Linked DNA regions of Homo sapiens: region 2 is linked to region 1. The links are chromatin loops, found by intact Hi-C in ENCODE. Cell type or tissue: HepG2. All regions are shown on one strand. Each heading gives the region's core, and the rest is flanking DNA. Links, peaks and the distances in the headings are about the cores only.

Region 1 (10,804 bases), core at 2,314-7,313:
GCTCTCTGCCAGTGGTGATATGACCTTGAGGAAGGCTCCTAGCCTCTAGGGGGCCATGTCCCCTCCTCCCTCAATCACAGGTTGCACCCGCCTGCCCCAGCCAATGGCCTTGAAGGTTAAGTTTGATGGCCCAGTCATGGAGGAATATTTTTTCTTTTGAATTATGTATGTATGTTTATAGGCATTAGGAATAAAACCGGGACATAAACCATATCAAAATCATGGCTTTATTGCTATTATTGCTAGAATGAGACTATATATATGATATGTATGATCTCATACATACACATATATACATACATACATATATATACAGGTTGAGTATCCCTAAGTGCTCCAAAGTTTGAAACCTTCTGTGTACCGACATGGCTCTCAAAGGAAATGCTTCAATGAGCATTGGAGCTCTTTGGAGCATTTCAGATTTTCAGATTAGACATACTCAACCTGTACATACATACATACACATATATGTCATATATGTGATTAAAAGTGAGGCTAATTTAAAGGCAAATGTTCAAAAAATATTTAAAAAAAGCATGGACATGACAAATGTAGTGCAGGTGGAAGGTGGCTGGCCAACATCTGAGGCACAGTGCTGTGGCGGTAGAGAAACATCCTAAGCTAGTCTTAGGACTTCCATAGCCACATGGTCACCCTACAGACAACTGAGGCACAGCTCCCAAAGTTAGGAAGAGTAGATTAGGAAGAGGGGTCGACTGGAAGTATTTTATCAGGAAGTCAGTGAAAGTTTCCATCTTGTATCTCTTTGTAGTGTTGTCCTCTTAGCAAGTCCACATTATTTGTTTGTTTTCTGAAAATGATCCTTAGTTTTCCTGTACTTCTGGAAATGATCCTGCAGTTCAAATTGCACCACGAAGAAAAGTTCCCAGATAGTGTCCCTAGGCCTGGCTGTTGGGCTAGTCTGGGAGCATGGGCACCTTTGTGTCTTTGGGATAATCCAGCAGTTGCAGTATTCAGGCCTCTTGCAGCTATGAGAAATTTAAGTGGGTGACTCTATAGCCAGTAAAATCTCTCCCACAAGTGGAGAAATAGGAAATAGGAAGGAGAGGTGATTAGGGGAGGAAGAGAAGCCTGCGGGGAGTCAGAGGGCTGAGCCTCAGGCTGAGCTCCAGGATACTTTCAGGTCTCCAGCCTCTGAGCCCCGTTGGTCCCCAGGGCTGCTCCATCTAGTCCCTTGGAGGATGAGGGTGAGCTCAGGTGGACTGAGGGCCAGGAGGGGGTGAAATGAGCACTTGGTGGGGAGTCCTTCCTAGTCTATGGACTCCAGGATGGCAGGGATTACAACAAACATGTGTCCCATTCATCTATCACCAGAGCCCAGCAACCCTTCCTTAATTTGTTCTACTGGTAGTTATTGCAGCCCCACCTGTGCCAGCTACTCAGCATGTAGAATGAGTAAGAGCCTCCTTGTCCCCAGGGAGCATGCAGTCTGATGGGAAAGGGTGGAGTCTCACCTCTTCTGGGGTTCCCTCCCTAGAAGAAGAAGGAAGTGTGGTTGGATGAGACCAGAAGTTCTCCTCCATTCTTAGTCTGTTGAGAAGGAGTAGCAAATTGTTGTTGGTAATCATCTGAGTACCAGAGCCTGTGAACGACTTGTGCCTTTTATACATTAGAGTGGGCTTAAAGTGACTGCATTTAGGCTGGACACAGTGGTTCACCCCTGTAATCCCAGCACTTTGGGAGGCTGAGGCAGGCAGATCACTTGAAGTTGGGAGTTTGAGACCAGCCTGGCCAACATGGTGAAACTCCGTCTCTACTAAAAATATAAAAATTAGCCAGATATGGTGGCACACACCTGTAATCCCAGCTACTCTGGAGGCTGAGGCAGGAGGATTGCTTGAACCTGGGAGGTGGAGGTTGCAGGGAGCCAAGATAACGCCACTACACTCCAGCCTGAGGGACAAAGCGAGACTCCGTCTCAAAAATAAATAAGTAAGTAAAGTAGAGTGGCTGCATTTATACCATCACTTTCCCTCTCTTGCCTTTCTAGGAACTTCCTGGAAAGGTCCACTGGGAAAGTCAGGAGGGCTGTTAGCTTGTGTACCTTGCGTTAGAACCCCAAAATTGCCTTGTCTCTTGTGGCTCTGTGAAGGGCCAGCCTGCCATCGTGCTCCAGTAATAACCGTGGGGATGGCATGTTATCAGCAGAGTTCACTTCTCTGCAAACATGTGTGGGGTTCATGAAGCCTGGGCCTGGGCCAGGACAAGTGGGCACGTGCAGGTCAGCAGGTAGAGGAGAGTCCGTTGGCACCTTCCCACCCCAGAGGATACTCTTCTGCCCACATCCCCACCAGAGCGATGAGGAGCCCCAGTTTAGCCCTGTGGCCCGTCCATGATCCAGGATCTCCATTAATTCCAGACTGATTCCCAGCTCCCCTTCCCTCAGGATTACAAGGGGCTCAGACATGCCTATTTGCTGTGTCATTTACATTTCTAAAGGGGACACAGGGCGTCTGACTGGTACAAAGCTCTGGACTCCAGCTTCCAGCCTTATACAAGGACGTTCCCTGGGAGGGTGCTCCTGCCCCTCCACATGTGGGCAGCAGGGATTCTGCATGAAGGCTGATAAAGTGTTGAGCTGGGTGGCTGTGGCTGCCTTCATGGTGGCCCCATTCGTCCTCCCTCCCGGCCAGTAAAGCCAGAAAGGGTGAAAAGAGCTCAGCCAGGAAACCTGAGGGCTGAGACGGCACAGCAAGTCATTTCTACTCCTTCTTTGGAGCCTTGGGAGCCATTTTACTTTCCTGCTCTTTATGCAGAAGTGGGGAGAATAGCTTCTCCACTGATCAAGAGAGAGAAGTGTGAAAATTGTTTGAAAGTCTAACGGGGTGCCCGCCCGACCGGTGCAGTCACAATGAAGGTCCCAACCACCTTATTTAAAATCTTACCACCACCCCACGTGCTCCTGGTGCATCTCATCTGTCTTCCCAGCTTGCACTCATCACCATCGCAGATGCCATTCAGTTTGCATCACCGTTCTCCACCCACTAGGATGTACGCCCCATGCAGGTGGAGAATTTATCTGTTACTTGCCCTGTTCAATCTCCAGACCTGGAACAGTCCCTGCAACACAGGAAGGGCTCAGGAGATATTTTTTGAATGAATCGAAGGAAGGACCAAACAAGTGAACAAAGGAAGGAAGGAAAGACAGAAGGAAGAACAATTTCTAGTACAGCCTGTGTTCTTTTGCGTTACGGTTGCAGTTGTGAGTGTGCTCTTCAGAAAGCGGTATTCTTGGTGTAGTGGGATCTGGTGTGGAGGCGAGGAAATGGGAGTCACTCTGCTGCCACTGGCCAGATGGTGACCAACAGCCTGCCCCTTGACCTCTCTGGGCTCCAGGTTCTCACCTGTGCATTGTGGGTAAGAATATCGGCCGCACAGGGAGGCAGTGGGGCAAGTGTGCACATGAGGCCCAGAGCACCTCCACGTTTCCCTTCTGGCACCCAGCCTAGGGCCTGGGAGCCAGAAGAGCTCTGGAACACCGGTGGCAGTCCTCATTTTTGCCTCCACCTTGCCAGCTCTGGGCAGGACGAGTCAGGGCCCCACAGCCCAAGGGGGCGGGGGGCGGGGAGGTGGGGGGGCGCTTTGAACTTGGAACCGAGGACCTTTATTGTGGATCCAGTAAATTAAGTTTCTCGTCAAGAACTTGAAGCGACACAGCAGCTTGCCGCTTTTGTCCCCCAGCAATTTGCATTCCGTGGTCTGTTATAATTTTCTAAACATTTGTTGGTCTTCACTGTCAGCCCCGTGTTCTCTCTGAAGTGTGAAGTGCTTCCACTCCATTTTTTGCCCTCAAAATTTTACTTTCTGTCTTTTCAGTCTTTGGGGAGCTGAGGGGATCTTGCAAGAAATCACATTGTTCCTGCCCCAGATTCCCGCTCCTCTCACTCATCATTGTGTTTCAAGTGTGTGTTTTCAGGGCAAGAACAGAAAGGCCTGTCACAGATCCAAATGGTGGGGTCTGCTTTCTCCGGGCACTGGTGCACCAGTTCCCCAGATCCACCTCCTCTGTGCAGGGAACTGGAGCCTGAGACTAAGGCGTCCAAACTCTGGAGCTGGGATGAAAGATGCCCACACTGTGAGAGCACCTCAGAACACCAAATCTTCCCTGCCTCCCCAACCCACAAAAAGATGAATCAGGGAAAACAAGACCCCAGTTCAAGACCCTACCTGCTGAACCTCACAGATGTTACCATGGAATTGCTGCCACCTGGTGGCAGTGTACTCTGATTCTAAGCAAGGACCCAAAGAAGATTGGGCCTTCTGGCTGTTGGACTTTCAAACAAAAATGTCCATATCGACATCAACACAGAGACATTATATACGGTTTTGAAAATATTGCAAAGTAGTGGCCCTCACTGAGGTGGGGGCCACTACTTGAGACTGAAAATCCCCCAAGGTTTCCTTTCAATGTATTTGTTCCTGAGTTAGTTTCATTGTTCCTAATACCAAGCACTGGAATGTAAAATCAGATCATCACACATGGCGCTTATCTTCAAGGAAATGACAGTCTCTTGACACAGACACATGATTAAGCCAATGACAACAGTGGTGCCGGGCGGTGCTGAGGTTGGAACTGACCTGACAGGTGTACTCCTTCCAGTCAGAGGGTAAATTCCTCTGTAATTAGAGATGCATCACTGATCTAACATCATGCACGCTTAAAGGTAGTGGATGTTTATTCTTTTCTTGTTTCATTCCTGGCTGTTTCAGCAGTGTCTTATGATCCACAGTCCTGGAGGTTGAAACGCTGCTTGGGTACTCATAAAACTACTGATGCTGGTTATCATTGATTGATTGCTGACTTTATGCCAGGTACTGTGCTTTAGAAACTTGTCTTTTAATTTATCCAATCAGCAAATAGTTGAAAATTATTATATTTTAGACATAGGAGCTAAATGCTATATATAGGTAAAATTCTTATGACCTATAAGATAGGACCTGAGGTCTTTTTACATCATCTTATAAGTCATGAGAATTTTAAAGCCTGTGTCTTAAAGGCTCTACCAATGAGAGGACTGAGGCTCTGAGGGGCTGAAGCTTGCACAGCCAGCAGCTGAACCCAGGTGAGTCTGACTTGGCTGTGTGAGGGATACGGTACTGAAACTGTGTCGTGTCTGATTTTCCTGACCTCTCTCTATCCCTGCCCAGTCCTGGGCTGGCATTCCGGCTCTGGAATCTCTGAGCATCCCAAACCTATGTGACAACTTTGCAAGAATCCTAGAATCTTAGCCTTGGGCAGCTTTAATCTCCATTCAGCGCAGGAATCTTCTCTGTGGTAACCTTGTCAGCCTCCAGTTGGCCCCTCTGAGAGGGAGGCCTGTTACCTCTACTTTGGGACAACGTTCTACTCACCTGGTTCCCAATGTTGAGACATTCATTCATTCTATAATTTGATTATTCTTTCTTCACTTATCTGCTTTAGTTTGTCAGTCCCCCACTTTGAGAGTATCTACCAAGGTTGAGCATACTAAGTTAAGTGCAGCCTGAACAACTGAGGCACAAGTCGGCCTCCTCCGAGTGAATAGAATAGAATCAAATCACCTCCAAGGTGGGCTTCTATCTCCTCTTGATCACCGCTGCTCCCTTTCTCACATGGCAGACCAAGGGAGCTTGTTAAAAGGGATCCTGGATCGTACAACCTTCTGGCATTGTTCTTTGAATGCATTTTCCTTTAATTATTTGAATGCATTTATATTATATATTTATAGTAGCTTCTTTAAAATCTTTTATACTACGTAGTTGAATTACTAGATGACCACCTTAACCTTGTGTAGGCTCAACTTTGTTTTCTTAGTGCAGGTCTGTAGAAATCTGGACTGTTCCCAAGCCCCTCTAACTCAATAGGACTTGATAGGATTCCAAGCTCTGCCTCCCCTATAAATCTCATCAGGGCTTGGCTTTAGACTTAATTAGGATGAGTGTAAAGTCGTTCTGACTCTAGAGCATGGGTCTCAACTGAGGAAGCTTTACCTCCCAGGAGACATTTGGTAATGTCTAGAAACATTTTTTGATGGTTACAATTAGGGGATGTTACCAGCATGTAGTGGGTAGAGCCCGGGGTACTGCTAAACATCTTACAATGCACAGGACAGCCCCCATGATAAAAAAAAAAAAAAAAAATCAGGTCCCAGATGTCTGTAGTGCTGAGGTTGAGATACCCTGCCCTAGGACATGGTTCTTGCTCCTATGGTGAGGTCTTTCTGTGTCTCAGCTGAGTGCCAAGCATGAAAACTTGGGGTTGACCAGATCTCTCCACTGTGGCAGGGTTGGGAGCCCCCATCCCCTTGCCTCCCTCCCCCTGCCATCAGCATCCAGACTCCAGGGTCTCTATTCTACTCATCTCTGTAGCAATGCTCTCTGGTGAGCCTTGAGCGGTCCCACCTAGCCAGCCCAGCCTCACAGAGAGCCTCCACATGGACTTCTGGGTCCCCTCTGTGCACAGCTCCCTTTCCAGCACTCCCACTGTGGATTCCAGCTGTTCCCACTGTCCTCACTCTGGCACTGCCTCCTCTGCCCAGGGAGACTGCATGCTATGCTCAGACTCAGCTCTCTGCATGGTGGTCAGGAAGTAGTGACCAAGCAGCAGGATGGGCAAACCCTCTCAGGGGTTCCCATCTCTCAGGATTGCAGTCTAGCCCTGCACATTGTCTACTACCTGAAAATAGTGGTTTCCGTTATTTTGTCTGCTTTAATAGTTGCTATGGCAGGAGGGCTGGGCTGATCCCTGTTACTCTGGTGTGACCAGAAGCAGAGATCGACTCCCTTGCTCACCACCCCATGGCTGCATCCTCTTGCTTCAGGATTCAAATCAAGACTGCTCCCCGTGGCCATGGTCAAGGAGCCCTCTGTGGCCTGGTCCCTGTCCCATACAGCCTTGGGCATTCCAGGATCAATTCTGTTGCAGGGCTCTGACTTCTGCCTGGATCACTCTCCCCTGAGATATTCCTGTGGCTGGCTCCCTGTCATCCTGCAGATCTCAGCTCCAAAGTCAGGTCACCTCTGACCACATGAGCTCAAACGTCCCTCACTAGGCTGGGTATGGTGGCTCATGCCTGTAATTCCAACACTTTGGGAGGCCAAGACATGTGGATCACTGAGGTCAGGAATTCCGGACCAGCCTGACCAATATGATGAAGCCCCATCTCTACTAAAAATACAAAAATTAGCCAGGCATGATGGCATGTGCCTGTAGTCCTAGCTACTGGGGAGGATGAAACCGGAGAATTGCTTAAACCAGGGAGGTGGAGGTTGCAGTGAGCCAAGATCATGCCACTGCATTCCAGCCTGGGCAACAAGAGCGAGACTCCATCTCAAAAAAAAAAAAAAAAAATCTCTCCCTAGACCCTATGACCTAACAAAGCCCTTGTTTTATTTTATTCACAGGGCTGATGGCTGTCTGAAGTAATCTCATGCTTATTTGTTGATGTGTTCATTGTTAATATCCCCATTAAGAAAGTGATCTCCATGTGAGCAAAGAATTTGTCTGTCTTATCCGCTGTGAACTTCTCAGCACCTGACACAGAGCCTGGTGCATGAGAGGCTCCCAGTCAGCACTGGATGAATGTATGGACAGATGGATGGATGGATGGGCAGACAGACGGATGGATGGATGGATGGATGGATGGAAGGAAGGATGCACAGATAGATGATAGATGGATGCATGAATGGGTAGATGGATGATAGGTGGACAGATGGATAGATGAATGATAAATGGATAATGAATGGGCAGATGGATAGATAGATGCATGGATGGATGATGAATGGATGGATGGTTAATGAATGGATGATGGATGATAAATGGATGATGGATGGATGGATGGATGGATGGATGGATGGATGGATGGTGGATGCCATATAGTGATTCAGATAAAGGAACATAGACAATCAGAGAAGAACAACATTATTTTCAGTCACATGTCCTGGAAAAGACTTTATGAAACACACAGTCTTTTCTTTTTTTTCTTTTTTGAGATGGAGTCTCACTCTGTCACCCAGGCTGGAGTACAATGGCCTGATCTCGGCTCACTGCAACCTCTGTCTCCCGGGTTCAAGTGATTCTCCTGCCTCAGCCTCCTGAGCAACTGGGATTACAGCTGTGCGCCTCCACATCTGGCTAATTTTTGTATTTTTAGTACAGACAGGGTTTCACCATGTTGGCCAGGCTTGTCTCAAACTCCTGACCTCAAGTGATCTGCCCGTCTCAGCCTAAAGTGCTGGGATTACAGGTGTGAGCTACCGTGCCCTGCTGAAACAGACAGTCTTTGATTTGATCTCTGCAGGATTAGGAAGAAAAGTCTTTTCAGAAAGAAGCAAAGATCAGAGGTGGAAAGTCTGCAGATATGCAGGAAATGGTCTGTAGTTCAGTGTAGCTACAGGATAGACTTTGTGATAGGGAATCATAAGAAATAAGATGAAGTCAGTAGACTGAAGCCTCTTCATTAAGAACCTTGACTGCAAAGCCAGAGAGTTCAGATTTCATTCATTGGTCTGGAGAGAGCTATTGAATGTTTTTGAACAAGAGATGACTGGCATGAAAAGAGCTGTAATTTCAGAAGATTACTCAGATAAGAGAGAGGCTCAGCAAAGCTCATCAATGAAGAGTATGAGTTTTCAGAGCAGCATGTGAATGCCTGCTCTTCATTCTCCACTGTGTGACGTTAGGCGGAAGGCTCACCCTCTCTGAGCCTCAGTTTCATCTCTCGTAAGCTTCTAGAGGAGAGAGCCTTATCCTTTACTCATCTCCTTCCTCCTTGCAGATTTGTTAAGGTTAGGTGAAAAAGCACATTATAGCTGTTTAGAAAGGGCAAGCGAATAGAATGAATTTGGAGAATACAGCCAGATTGGGGGAAAATGAGGCTGCTATCAAATGACCTTGAGTTTCGAGGAGTATGGCAAGGAAGAATCTGACTGAGGATGGAGAAGGCTTTGCAATGTCATGGGGGTCTGGCAGCTGTGATGTTACAGCCTATGGGCAGTTGTGGCTGGAGCTAGTGCCATCGTGTGAGTTTGTCTGGCTACCTCCAGAAGTTCAAGAGGATCAACACAGTAAGGAGACAGTGGAGTCACTTCAAAGAGATGTCAGCAAACATTCAAGGTGCACGTACTGTGTGCAAGGCCCAGCCACGCAGTGAGAGTACAGGGATGAAATGGTGGTGTTTTCACCCTTGAGAATTTTGCTGTCTCATAGAGGAGAGATGTTGCCACGGCAGGGGCTGGTGAGAACCTTGGAGAGTCATGAGCTGAGCTGTGCCAGCACAAAAGAGGAACAACCAAGTGCCTGTCTTCAGGTATTCTCAGGCTGTTTTGTTAGAATGCCCACCTTATGTTTATTCATCCACCAAATATTTGTTGAGTACCTACTGTATGCCAGGCATGATGCCAGGCTTTGCTTTTTAAATTAATCAGGAGAAATTTACCAAGTATCCATTCTTGCTAGATATTTCCTGGGCACTGTGGGAGTGGGGTGGAGGTTGGGTGGGGAGGATGAGTAAGACACATTTCCTGTTTTCTCAGACAGGAGTTTTTAAGTGGGGGAGGATCTTTAACCCCCCTCTCCAAAATTGCACATTAAATTTTGCAGATTAAGTATAGTTTTTTTAGATTAATAGATTTTTATTAATTTTAGCTGTTTTAAGTTTACAGAAAAATGGAGCAGAAGGTACAGAAAGCTCCCATATACACCCCACACCTCCTCCCAACACCCATTTCCCATATTAGGAACATCTTGCATTTGGGTGATACATTTGCTATAATCAAGGGGCCAATATTGATTTATTATTATTAATTAAATCCATAGTTGACATTGGAGTTCTCTCTTGGTGTTGTACCTCCTATGGGTTTGGAGGTACCTCCAAATGTGCAATGTTGTAGCTCCAGTGAATGTGTAATGTCACGCACCCACCACTGCAGTATCACACAGAGTAGTTTTCCTGCCCTAGATATCCCCTGTGCTCTGCCTGTTCAGCCCTCCCTTCCCCTGAACTGATCTTTTCCCAACCTCCATAGTGTTGACTTTTCCAGATTGTCACATAGTTGGAATCATACAGTTTGTAGCCTTTTCAGAGGAGCTTCTGTCTCTAAAACCTTATTACTACTGAAAGTGTCTCCAGGCCTAGCACCAGCCTTATTTGGGAGCTTGTCAGACATGCTGACTCCCTCAGGCCCCATCCCAAGCCTGCTCAATCAGATCCTGCATTTTAGCAACACCCCTGGTGGTTTTTATACACATGAAAATTTGAGGAGCACTGGTCTAAGAGAGCACTGAAGGCAGGCTGAGGCCTGTCAGACAAACCAGTGAGGGCTTGTGGTCAGAGGAAGCAGAAGTTCTGGGGCTAAGTAGTCTAGGCAAGAAGGAATTCCTGGGTGTTGGGGCCACCCACCTGCCCTCGCTCCCATGCCAGGGGGGAGAGAGAGAGAGAGGATCACTTCAGAGCTTCCTGCAAAGGGAATGGAATGGATCCCTTCAACAATTTCCACTTTCTAGAACTACATTGTCCCATACAGTAGCCATAAACCACATATGTCTATTTAAATTGAAATTAAATAAAATTTACAACTCAGTTCCTCTGTTTCATTAGTCAGATTTCCCATGCTCGATGCCCATCTGTGGCTAGTGGCCACCATATCAGAGAGCACATACATAGAACATGTCTATCATCATAGAACATTCTATTGGACATTAGTGCTTTATAGGAAAAAAGGCCCAAGAAGCAGGAGGATGTGTAGAAACTGGAGCTTCAATTGTGCCAGGTACTGGAAATGGAGCAGTCACTCCTGGTGCCCT
Region 2 (10,804 bases), core at 2,249-7,248, 72 kb before region 1:
CACAGTCACACTCTCAGGTACTAGGAGTTAGGGCTTCAACATATGAATTTTAGGGAAATGCAATTCAGTCCCTAGTAGTAATTTAAAGTATTCTAGGAGCCACACTTTTAAAAATATGAAGAAAACAATGAGATTAATTTACTTATTTAACCCAATATATCCAAAATATCATTTCAATATGTAATCATTATTAAAATATTAATGAGACATTTTACATTCTTTTAAAAAATACCAAGTCTTCAAAATCTAGACTGTGTTTTATACAGCTCCATTAGGACCAGCCACATTTAAAGCACCTAGTAACCACATGTTCTAGGTACTTGATGCCCTCAAGCCCACCAGGCACTTTCCCATATCTGGTGCCTACACTGTTCCCTCTGCCTGGAATAGCCTTCTCTCCTTTCCCCACTCATAATTCAAGGGTTTAGTATTACATGTTACCTTGCCCCCAAAGTCTTATGCAATCCCCCAGAAGGAGGGTTTCCCTTTTTCCCTGTGTCCTCACAGAACCCCGTACCCATCTCTGTTTGAGTGCCTGCCATACCAGCTTATTATCTTTTTTTTTAAATTATTATACTTTAAGTTCTAGAGTACATGTGCACATTGTACAGGTTAGTTACATTTATTATCTTTTTAATGTCACTGAAAGGCCAAAACCATTTCTGAGCCACCAGCACATAGCACATTGCTTGGCACATGGTAGACACACAATAGTCATTGCTGGTTTTAGGGGCAACTGGGGGCTTGCTCTGAGATGAAGGTATTAGATTACCAGGAAAATTTCTTTTAAAGTTCCCCCATTATTGTGTGTGTGTCTGTGTGTGTGTGTGTGTGTGTGTGTGTGTGTGTGTGTGTGTGTGTGTGATGGGTCACAATAAAGAAAGTGGTAGAAAATATTGCTTAGGGTATTATTGTTTCCAGAGAGACTCTGAACCAAGCAGTTATGATTTGGGGCTGTATGTAGCTTTAACAGTTGTTCGGTTCTTAGTTTACGATCCTCTCTAAGAAATGTTTGGGCCTTGATATACAGCTACAAGGCACTGTACATCTGAAGCTGATGGGCTTATAATCATCAAGAAATACATGATTAATTTCACAAGGGTGGCAGGGCAGTTTACCAGCTGAATGACCTAAGGGCAGTTTTGACCTATAATATGGGGCTCAGGGTCCCCCTGTTGCACAACTCCAGGGGGCACTGCAGAGTGACCATGTGAATGGTGTCCCTGGAGCTGAGCATGCACAGCCTGTGTGGCTGGATGCAATGGTCCTGAAAGCCTACCTGTAGGTGAACATCTATGACAGACCACTGACTTTAGACATCTGAGCCAGGATATCAAGGAGATTAAACAGAGGGAAGCTCAGAACAGAGGGAACTGTGTGCATTCACACACACAGATGCTGCCCACATCCAGAAGAACTGTAGCACAAAGGCCAAGTATAAACTCAGTGTTTTGGAACTTGGAAAGCATTCTCTCACAGAAACAGGGCCCACATAGGGGCTTTTCTTCCCAGGTTAGCATCCAGGACACAAAGATTATTTTTAAAAACAAAATAAAAATATTTCACAATATTGCCCAGGCTTGTCTCTAACTCCTGGGCTCAAGCAATCCTCCCACCTTAGCCTCCCAAAGTGCTGAAATTACAGGCATGAGCCACCACCGTGCCCAGCCCAATGATAAAGTTTTAAGCTGACATTCTTGGGCTTTTCCCCTCAGATAAAAAAAAGGACATGAACTTCCCCTTTGTTCCATCTATTTTCTACTTAAATCAATTAGGGAAGACAAACTTCATGTGGGTGAAACCTCTTCTGGCTAGAAGAGGACTGAAGTGGGACCCTCTAGGATGTAGAGTATAAGTCAGAGAACTGGGCTTGAATTCTGGCTCCACTGTGTGATTTTGGACAAGTTGCTCAACCTAAGCTTCAGTCTCTTTATCTGTAAAGATATTACCACCCCTACCCCATAATGCTGTGCAGCATAATAGAGACAGGGTACATGAGGGCCTAAGCACAGGCTGTGCTAAGTGTATCAGTCAGCTGTACTGCGTAACAATCTCGAAATCTCAGTGGCAAATAACAATGAGCATTTATCTCTCATTCCTGTGATTGTAGGTTGGCTGAGGCAGCTCTACTTCAGGCTATGGATCTGAAGTTTTGGCTAAGTCATCTCTGCTCCATTATCTCCTTTTGGGGCCCAGTCTGGAGAGGCAGCAGCTAAGTGAAGAGTGTTCTTCCCACAGTAATGTAGGCAGATAAGGGGGCAAGCCCAACTATGCAAGCACATTTCAAACCTCTGCTTGGCCAAAGTGAGTCATATGGCTGAGCCCAAAGTCAAGGTCTGGAGAAGCAAAGTCTGTCGACCATGGGCCACAGCAGGAGTGAGGATGTAGAATATGATTATGAGGGAGTGAGAAGTTGGGAACAATAATTCGCTACTACAAATAGAAATAGTATACAAATAGAATTATCACCTGTTCATGTTCACTCATCCAAATATTTCAGTGGAACAAAATGGGCAGTTCTTATAGTATTTTATTCTTTCAAAGAAATGTCTTAGGCATTGTGGCAGAAGATGAGTATATGGTGTAAAAATTTAGGAGATTGCCAATGGGTAAAGGAAAGGACATGTTACCAGGAGAGGTCGCCCCATCCTTCCATCTTGATTCTGGCCCTAACAGTAAAAAGATCATGTCCCGAATCAGCACTGAGGGCATCAAAGGAAGAAATGTTTCTACAGTTACCTGGCCAGGGTAGCTCCTAAATCTGGGTATGTAAAGGTTGCAAAATGATGCTTCATCTTGGGCATTACTGTCATCAAGGAGCCCTGAGAGTTGAGAGGGTAGAGAAATCATTTTAGAATTCATCCAGAAGGTAAGCATTAACCCGGGCTTAAGAGGATGGGTTATATCTGATAAGCAGAGAGGAGCTTTCAGAAAGGGGAAGGGCATGAGCAGAAGCCAATACTTGGTGGCTCAAAGCAGCAGACATTTATTATTGTAGCTTGTAAGTCATGAGGCTGGAGGTTGGCTGATGTGGGTTGGGTTTGCTCATACGTCTTTGAGTCTGGTGAGGCCTCTGCATTAGTCTGGGATTTCCTGGGGGCATCTCAGCTGGGGCCATTCTACTCTGTGTGTATCTAGTTTTCCTCTTGGACCCGCAGACTGACCTGGGGACATCCTTCTGTGGTCATGGCAGAAGTCGAAGAACACAAGGCTTGGGATTGACACATATCAGTGTATCAATTCTGCCTCATTCTACTGGCCAAAGCAAGTCATATGGCTGAACTTGTGTATTGCCGGGGGCGCTGCAAAGTTACATGGCAGATGGCATGCATATAGGGAAGGGTGAAGAATTGGGATCATACGTGCAAACCTACTAGAAAAAGTCTGGTGGTAGTAACAAGATAAGGGTTTTACAGAACATTACAATTGCAGACTCTCATGATTCAGAAATCCCATATCAGACTCTAGTGACTGGGAAGTCCCCTCATGGTATCCCTGCCTTAGGCTATGACAGCCCAGCTTCTAAGTCTACCTCTCCCGTGTGGCTCACCATGCCTGGGGCAGATTATTCTGTCACTGAATGACTTGTAGGAAGTTCTTCCTGGCATCTAACTCCTTCCTGCTTCCTCTCCAATTCTGGTTCGCCATGTAGGCTTTTGGTTTAGCAGCCATCTACACATCTGAAGACAGTCCACTGACCCAGTGGTTCTGGTTTATCACACCCTAAGTGAGACAACTGTGGGTGCATTGGCACAAAGTGGAGGGAGACTTTTACCCTCTCGATGGGCTGCTGTAGCTCTACTAACCCAGGAGATGTTCTTGACATCTTCCCTCCCCTCACCCTCATATCCAGACCTAGTCAAGTCCTGTGAGTTTAGCCTTCAGTATCACTCTCCTTTCTCCAGTCTAAGCTGCCATCACCTCTTGCTTGGACCAGTGCGGTAGCTCCTTCACCGCCCCCCGACCACCACCCCACCCTATAATCTACTTTTCACACTGCGGCAGAAGTCACCTTTCTACAATGTGAATGTGCTCTCATGGCACCCACTGCTAAAAATGCTTCACCTTCAAGCGCATCTTGTTCCACACCATGCTCTCCAGCCTTCACACTGGCGAGCATCCTCCAGAACCCCAGACCCTCCTTGTCCAGTTCACTGTTCTTCTCCCTTCAGGCTCCTGCTCATCTGTCACTTGCTCAGGGACCTCTCCTTTTTCTCCTTGCCAAGGCCAGATTGCTGGGTTACAAGCTCTATAGCAATGCAGCCCTTTCCCTTGTACGTCGCCCAGCACCTCTAACTTTCATTTCTGTGATGGCTTGGTTAACTTCTACCTCTGCCGCCATCCTGCAATGGGGCTTGCACACTGGCTGGGGTGCATAGGGCTGATCTGTGGCACTTGCAAATTCCCACAGTGTAAATACAACCACCGTGGAAGATTTCAAGACACCAACAATGGCGCCATGCAAAATCCCTGAAAACGCAATAATCAGCTGTCATGAGCTAGTCTGAGCCAGCTCTAGCATACCATTGAGGTGGGCCTTATACTTGGTATTGCTCCCTAGTGACTGATATTGCATCTGGAAAATAATTAAAGAGCCAAAGCAAGGCCGGGCATGGTAGATCACGCCTGTAATTCCAGCACTTTGGGAGGCCAAGGCAGGCAGATCACTTGAGGTCAGGAGTTTGAGACCAGCCTGGCCAACATGGTAAAACCCCATCTTTACTGAAAATCCAAAAAAAAAAAAAAAAAAAAAAAAAAAAAAAAAAAAAAAAAAAAAAGAACCAAAGCATTTGGTGAATGAATGAATGAATGAGCAATGCTGAAGTTTAAATGAGCCTCAGGACAGCAGCTGCTGTTTCCAGAAGATGGAAGACATTGAGTGCTTGCCCCAAGAAAGGAATAAGGGAGTTATGACATTTCTGTCCCCTGAAGACTGCTTATAACAAACATGTCTATATCAGGCACAAATCCAAGTGCTTTACAAATACTAACCCACTTAATCCTCATGACAACTAAAAGGTAGATACTACTACTACCCTGATTTTACAGATAAGGAAATGAAAACTCAGAGACATGAAGTCATTTTCCAAGGTCATTTGGAGTTGGCTTTGAAACCAGGCAGTGTGACTGCAGAACCAACATTCTTACCCACTGTGCTCTGTTGCATCAGGGCCAGCCCTGGGGATAAGATGTGTGTCCCATTTGTGTCCCAATCCCTGTATATCGACCCCACAGACAGTGTGTGCTCTTCAGCCCACTGTCCCTCAACAAAGAAATGATGAAGTGGCAAAGGTCTAGAGATGAGGTCCTGCAATGATGAAGTGGATGTGGGCTCTTCTGGATAAGGACAGAGTAAAAAGATCAAGGCTTTTTAAGGGCCATAAAATAACCAAGGAGATGGACTTTAAATATTTACTTACTAAATTCAAATAGGAAATTGACCTGGCTAACTTTTACAAAGGGAACCATTCAAACCTGAGAGGTGAGTTTGCAACATCAGTATTTGTACAACGTTCTTCCCTGAGTGTGATCTCATTTTGCCTTGATGACCACCCTGGAACATGGGAATAATTGTGCTCATTTGAGTGAAACGAGGACACCAGAGCTTAGAGATTGGGCGATGTATCCAACACCACAGAACCATCCATCAGCAGAACTGGGCCTGGGTCCCAGACCAGATGATGGCCAGCTTCAGCCCTCTCATGCTGGTTCAGTGTTACTTCCCAAGCAGGTCTGGTAGAATCACAGCTGCTCAGAGGAAGTCAATTCCTGGAGCTAATTATGCTGAGCACCAGCACAAAGCGAAAATGTAATTAGTTTCAAAGGAGCTTTGCACAGATTCTGGAGTGACAGCCTAATATTGCAATAGTAAGATTCAGGAATATGTCTAACTTTTTTTTTTTTTTTGAGACGGAGTCTCGCTCTGTAGCCCAGGCTGGAGTGCAGTGGCATGATCTCGGCTCACTGCAAGCTCTGCCTCCTGGGTTCACGCCATTCTCCTGCCTCAGCCTCCCAAGTAGCTGGGACTACAGGTGCCTGCCACCACGCCCAGCTAATTTTTTATATTTTTAGTAGAGATGGGGTTTCACCGTGTTAGCCAGGATGGTCTTGATCTCCTGACCTCGTGATCCGCCTGCCTTGGCCTCCCAAAGTGCTGGGATTACAGGCGTGAGCCACCATGCCTGGCCAGGAATATGTCTAACTTTTGATGTACTTGTTCGTTTAACAAATAGACTCCTAGCTACTTATGTGCCTACTCTGTGTAAGATCATTGAGGTCAAAGAAAAATTCCTTCCTTTATTGCCCATTCTATACACAGCATTGAGGATCATCAAAAAGAAAATAAAAATAACGAAGTCTTAGTGTGGGAGAAAAATGGCATTCAAAAATGGTAGAAGGAAAGGCTGGGACAATTTGATTGAGGGGGAATTTTGAATATTAGGGCCAGGAATTTGGTTTTATCCTGTAGGAAAAGGAAGTCCAATGAAGGTTTTTTTGTTTGTTTTTGCAGTCAAGGTCTTGTGCCATAGTCCAGATTGGAATGCAGTGACATGATCATGGCTCACTGCAGCTTAGAACTCCTGGGGGAGTTCAAGCTTATACCATCCTCCTGCCTCAGCCTCCTGAGTAGTTGGGACTGTAGGTGTGCACTACCACGTCTGGCTAAGTATTTTTTTTTTTTTAATTTTAAAGATAGGGTCTTGCTATGTTGGCCTCCCATTAGGGCTTTTAAGCAAGGGAATGAACTAACCATCCTCCTCCTCCTCACAATAAAAACAATAGCTACTGGCCAGGTTGTTGGCCTCCCATTAGGGCTTTTAAGCAAGGGAATGAACTAACCATCCTCCTCCTCCTCACAATAAAAACAATAGCTACTGGCCAGGTGTGGTGGCTCACGCTTGTAATCCTAGCACTTTGGGAAGCTGAGGCGGGCAGATCACCTGAGGTCAGGAGTTCAAGACCAGCCTGGCCAACATGGTGAAACCCCATCTCTACTAAAAATACAAAAATTAGCTGGGTGTGGTGGTGGGCACCTGTAATCCCAGCTACTCGGGAGGCTGAGGCTGGAGAATCGCTTGAACCTGGGAGGTGGAGGTTGCAGTGAGCCAAGATTGTGCCATTGCACCTCCAGCCTGGGTGACAGAGTGAGACTCCATCTTTTAAAAAATAATAATAAACAACAATAATAGCTACTGTTCACAGAGCTCCTACTGAGGCTTTTAACCCACACACCCACCCTGTGAGGTCAGAACTCATGTGAAGCCCACTTAACAGGTGAGAAGCATGAGGCAAAGAGGTAACAGAGCACCTAAGGGGCAGAGCTTGAATGCAAAGCCACATCCATCTGAATTCAGTATAGTCTCACCCTGAACACCGCAGGATCTTTGCTTTTAAACATAACCTAGGCAGCACATGGGGACAGAGGTTTGGGAGGCACCCACATTTAGTTCAGTGGTTCAAGATATGAGAAAGGCTGAATTTAAGGAGAGAGAAAGGAGAACCAGAGAAGCAGGGAGAGAAATGGTAGCTGCGCCAGGCAATGCCAAGAAAACCACACCAGTGGGAATTTTAAGAAGCAAAGGAGGGAGCAATGGTGCAGAAAGTTACCTAGAGGCCAGGCAGGATAGGGATGGAAAAGGAACCGTAGAATTTGCCAAATTGAGAGGGCGTCCGGGACTTCACAGCATTTTCAGAGGAGTGGTGGGGGTGGGTGCCAGATTGCTGTGGGCCAAGGAACGTGTGGGAGGTAAAGACAGGGCTGGCAGCCTGTCAACTTACTCTTTCAAGAAATATGATAGTGGGGGGAGGGGAAACGGGAAGATGGTGGAAGGAAGGGCTTTCTGGGGAGATGGAGGTTGGGAGCGACTTGAGCAGTTGTGAGCCAGAATGAAAGGAGAAGCGGAAGGCAGGAGTTTGAAGGCTTCAAAGCAAGGAGCCTGTCCCTAAGAGAGCTCCAGAGGGAGCTCCGAGGGACAGATGGAGAGTAGGGTTGGTGGGGGCTCAATGTGGCTGGACTTTTCCAGGCCTGTGCAATGGAAGAGGTGGAAGTGTTCATCTCTGTGGCCCCCAGCAGCTTAATAGTCTTTCCTTCTTCCCCTTTTCCTCTTCCTACCTTCCTCCCTTCCTCTCTAGCCACAAACATTTATTGAGCACATACTATGCACCAAGTCTTGTGCTAGGTTATGTTGCTATTATAATGAACAGGACAGTGTATATCATCCTTACAACTAAGTGAGGAGACAAATATTATACAAGAAGATGGACAAATGTGTGTAGGTCTACATATTGTATAATACTAACAATGGGTAATGTTCATTGGGCACTTTCAAGGTATCAAGACCTTTATAAGCATTTCTTAATAACCTTTTACCTAAAAATCCATCCCCTACATTAAAACTTACAAGATACTACTGATATTACCTTTTGCAGATCAGGAAACTGAGGCACAGAGGGATCAGATGACTGGCCAAAATCACACAACTTAGATTCACCTGTTTCCAGACGCAAGCACTTAACTGCCACACGGTCCTGACTATGTTGAGAGCTGCGGACACCAGTATGAACAAGACCTGCAGAGTGTCTAGGGCTGGGAAGAAGCCACGAATTCATTTACTGCCTTTTCCTCAAGGTGTGGTCCCTGGACCAGACATATCAGCGTCCCTGGGGAGGTAGTCAGACACGCAGGCTCTTCAGCCTACTGCGACCTACTAGACCGTGATGTGTAGTTTAAACAAGACCCGCAGGTGTCTGGTGTGTAGTTCAAGTTGGAGAAGTCTGGTCTAGAGCCCATTCCTCTTATTAGAAACAGGAAACCGAGGCCCAAGCATTTGAAGGTTATGGACGGTGGTAGAACTTTGGGGTTTGGTGAGTGGAGCCGGCCTAGGCCGGAATGGGCGCTTCCACTCTTGGCCCAGCAGGCCAGTGGGCAGGGCCGCGGGAAGGACGGGCGCTGCAGGGGCTCCGCGCGCTCAAGGTGCTCGCGGGCTCCCGGGCCCAGCCGGGCTGAGGTGGCGTGGGCGCCCTGCGGGCCGGGCCTCCGCGGCGCGTCCCAGTCCCAGTCTCCGCGCTGGTCTGGCCCGGTCCCTCAGCTCCACCCCCTGCCTCCCCCTCCCGCCCGCTCGCGCCTCCTGAAAAGCCAGCTCGCCCGGGGCGGCGGCGCAGAGCCGGGCCGGCGCACGAGGCAGCCAGCGCGGCCATGACGGCGGAGAAGGCGCTGCCCCTGGGCAATGGGAAGGCTGCTGAGGAGGCGCGGGAGTCCGAGGCGCCGGGTGGCGGCTGCAGCAGCGGGGGCGCGGCGCCCGCGCGCCACCCGCGCGTCAAGCGCGACAAGGCGGTCCACGAGCGCGGCCACTGGAACAACAAGGTGGAGTTCGTGCTGAGCGTGGCCGGGGAGATCATTGGGCTGGGCAACGTGTGGCGCTTCCCCTACCTGTGCTACAAGAACGGAGGAGGTGAGGTGATAGTGAGGAGAAGGGGAGGGGGCGCCAACCGCCCGGTGGGGGCGGGGAGCCAGGGGCGAGCGCGAGACCCCCTCCCGCGCCTGCGTGGAGCGGAACCCGAGCGGAGAACCTCGACTCCAGGCACCTCGCGTGTGAGCTCGCCCCGGAGCGCGGCCCACCTGTGCCAGTGCGCACGCGCACGTGCCAATTCGCACCTGAGGGTTCCACCTGCCAGCGCGGGGACTTGCCCGCGTTCTGTCCCCAGCATGAGATGCAGACCGAGGCCAGGGAGCCCTTGCTTTGGGTAGGCGCCCTGGTGTTTCGGGCACTTGGCCCCTTGGAGCCTCAGCTTTCCTAACTGGGAAAACGGCCTGTGGGGAAGGGACTCCTGATGATCAAAGTGGTCTCAGTTTTTGCGCGCTTACTGAAGTGCCGAGCACCTTTGACCATATCATCTCATCTCATCCTCTCAGTCACTTTCGTAGGCAGGGGTCTACCCATTTTGCAGGTGAGGACACTGAGGGTCAGAGAAGTCTCACTCGACCAAAAATAAAGATGAGATTCTGATGTCAAAGGCCCTATTTTAAACTGGGACTGGACTCACAACAGGGAGAACTTTTAGGCGAGGCATTGCTCTATGGTTTCCTGCCTAGTCTTTCGTCTGCTCTTAAGCCCATTTCTAGGGCCAATATTTGGGGCCCCTCTGGTGGAAGAATTGACAACGAACAGTTTATTTTACGGGTCTGAGAGTCACCCACGACAAACAGCAATACTGGTTTAATGTTGATGCTCTGCATAGAGATGTAGAAGGGGAGAGGGAAAGGACAGTGATGAGAGAGTCCTTTCTGGTGACAGCCTCTCAAAGTCAGTTTGGCAAAAGATGCAGCAGCGAATCCGTAACTCTCCCAGCTCAGGGAAGGGGCTCCAGCCTTCAGGACCCCCTCCTGTCATATCGGCAGGACAGCTGGGCGGGTCCATGGCAAGGGATCTTATAAAACCTCCTTCGGTGGCACAATTTCTCGAAGGAAGAGCCTGTATCTGTATATTCTCTCTTCTCTTTGCTGTGCCCCTGCCCCTCCAGCAAATTCCCAAACCCCAGCGAAGGTGGCTCAGAAGTTGGCTGGCAGGGACCGGGCTATGAGTCTGTGCAGAGCAGGACTTCCTGTGCGAGCAGCTGCCGGGAGAGGGAGAAGGGTACTGCTTGGCCCAGGCCCTTTCTTTGGGGACATTCATCCTGAAGGCACAGGCTGCTCCAAGCCTGCTCTGCACTGGTAATGAAGTGGCCGCTGGTGTTGGCGGCTTGGCAAGGGAGAGAGAGGGAGTGGACTTGGAGACCCCCAACGTGCCCTGTGCTCTCGGCTGTG

What was found. A loop is a pair of places that touch in the nucleus more often than their neighbours do. Peaks named below come from ENCODE experiments on the same cell type or tissue, not always from the same donor. Only the 100,000 strongest peaks of a DNase experiment are listed, where the experiment ranks them.
Region 2: a loop joins it to region 1, with 8 times the contacts of the local background. A loop is called at or near these places in 3 of 110 quality-filtered maps.

Annotation. Positions count from the first base shown.
Region 1 is chr3:10,879,475-10,890,278 of GRCh38, forward strand. All of the region lies in intron 6 of SLC6A11 (solute carrier family 6 member 11), which reads left to right. Among named protein-coding and RNA genes, the nearest start is that of SLC6A11, 69 kb to the left of the region's middle. In HepG2, for the core only: a CTCF peak has its summit at 4,222 (motif pointing left); a DNase peak (open chromatin) is centred at 4,237.
Region 2 is chr3:10,807,070-10,817,873 of GRCh38, forward strand. It overlaps SLC6A11 (solute carrier family 6 member 11), which reads left to right and starts at 9,159. Exons shown (of 14, transcript NM_014229.3): 1 at 9,159-9,452. The coding sequence starts at 9,197. In HepG2, for the core only: no CTCF peak of the experiment used is centred there; DNase peaks (open chromatin) are centred at 5,322 and 6,542.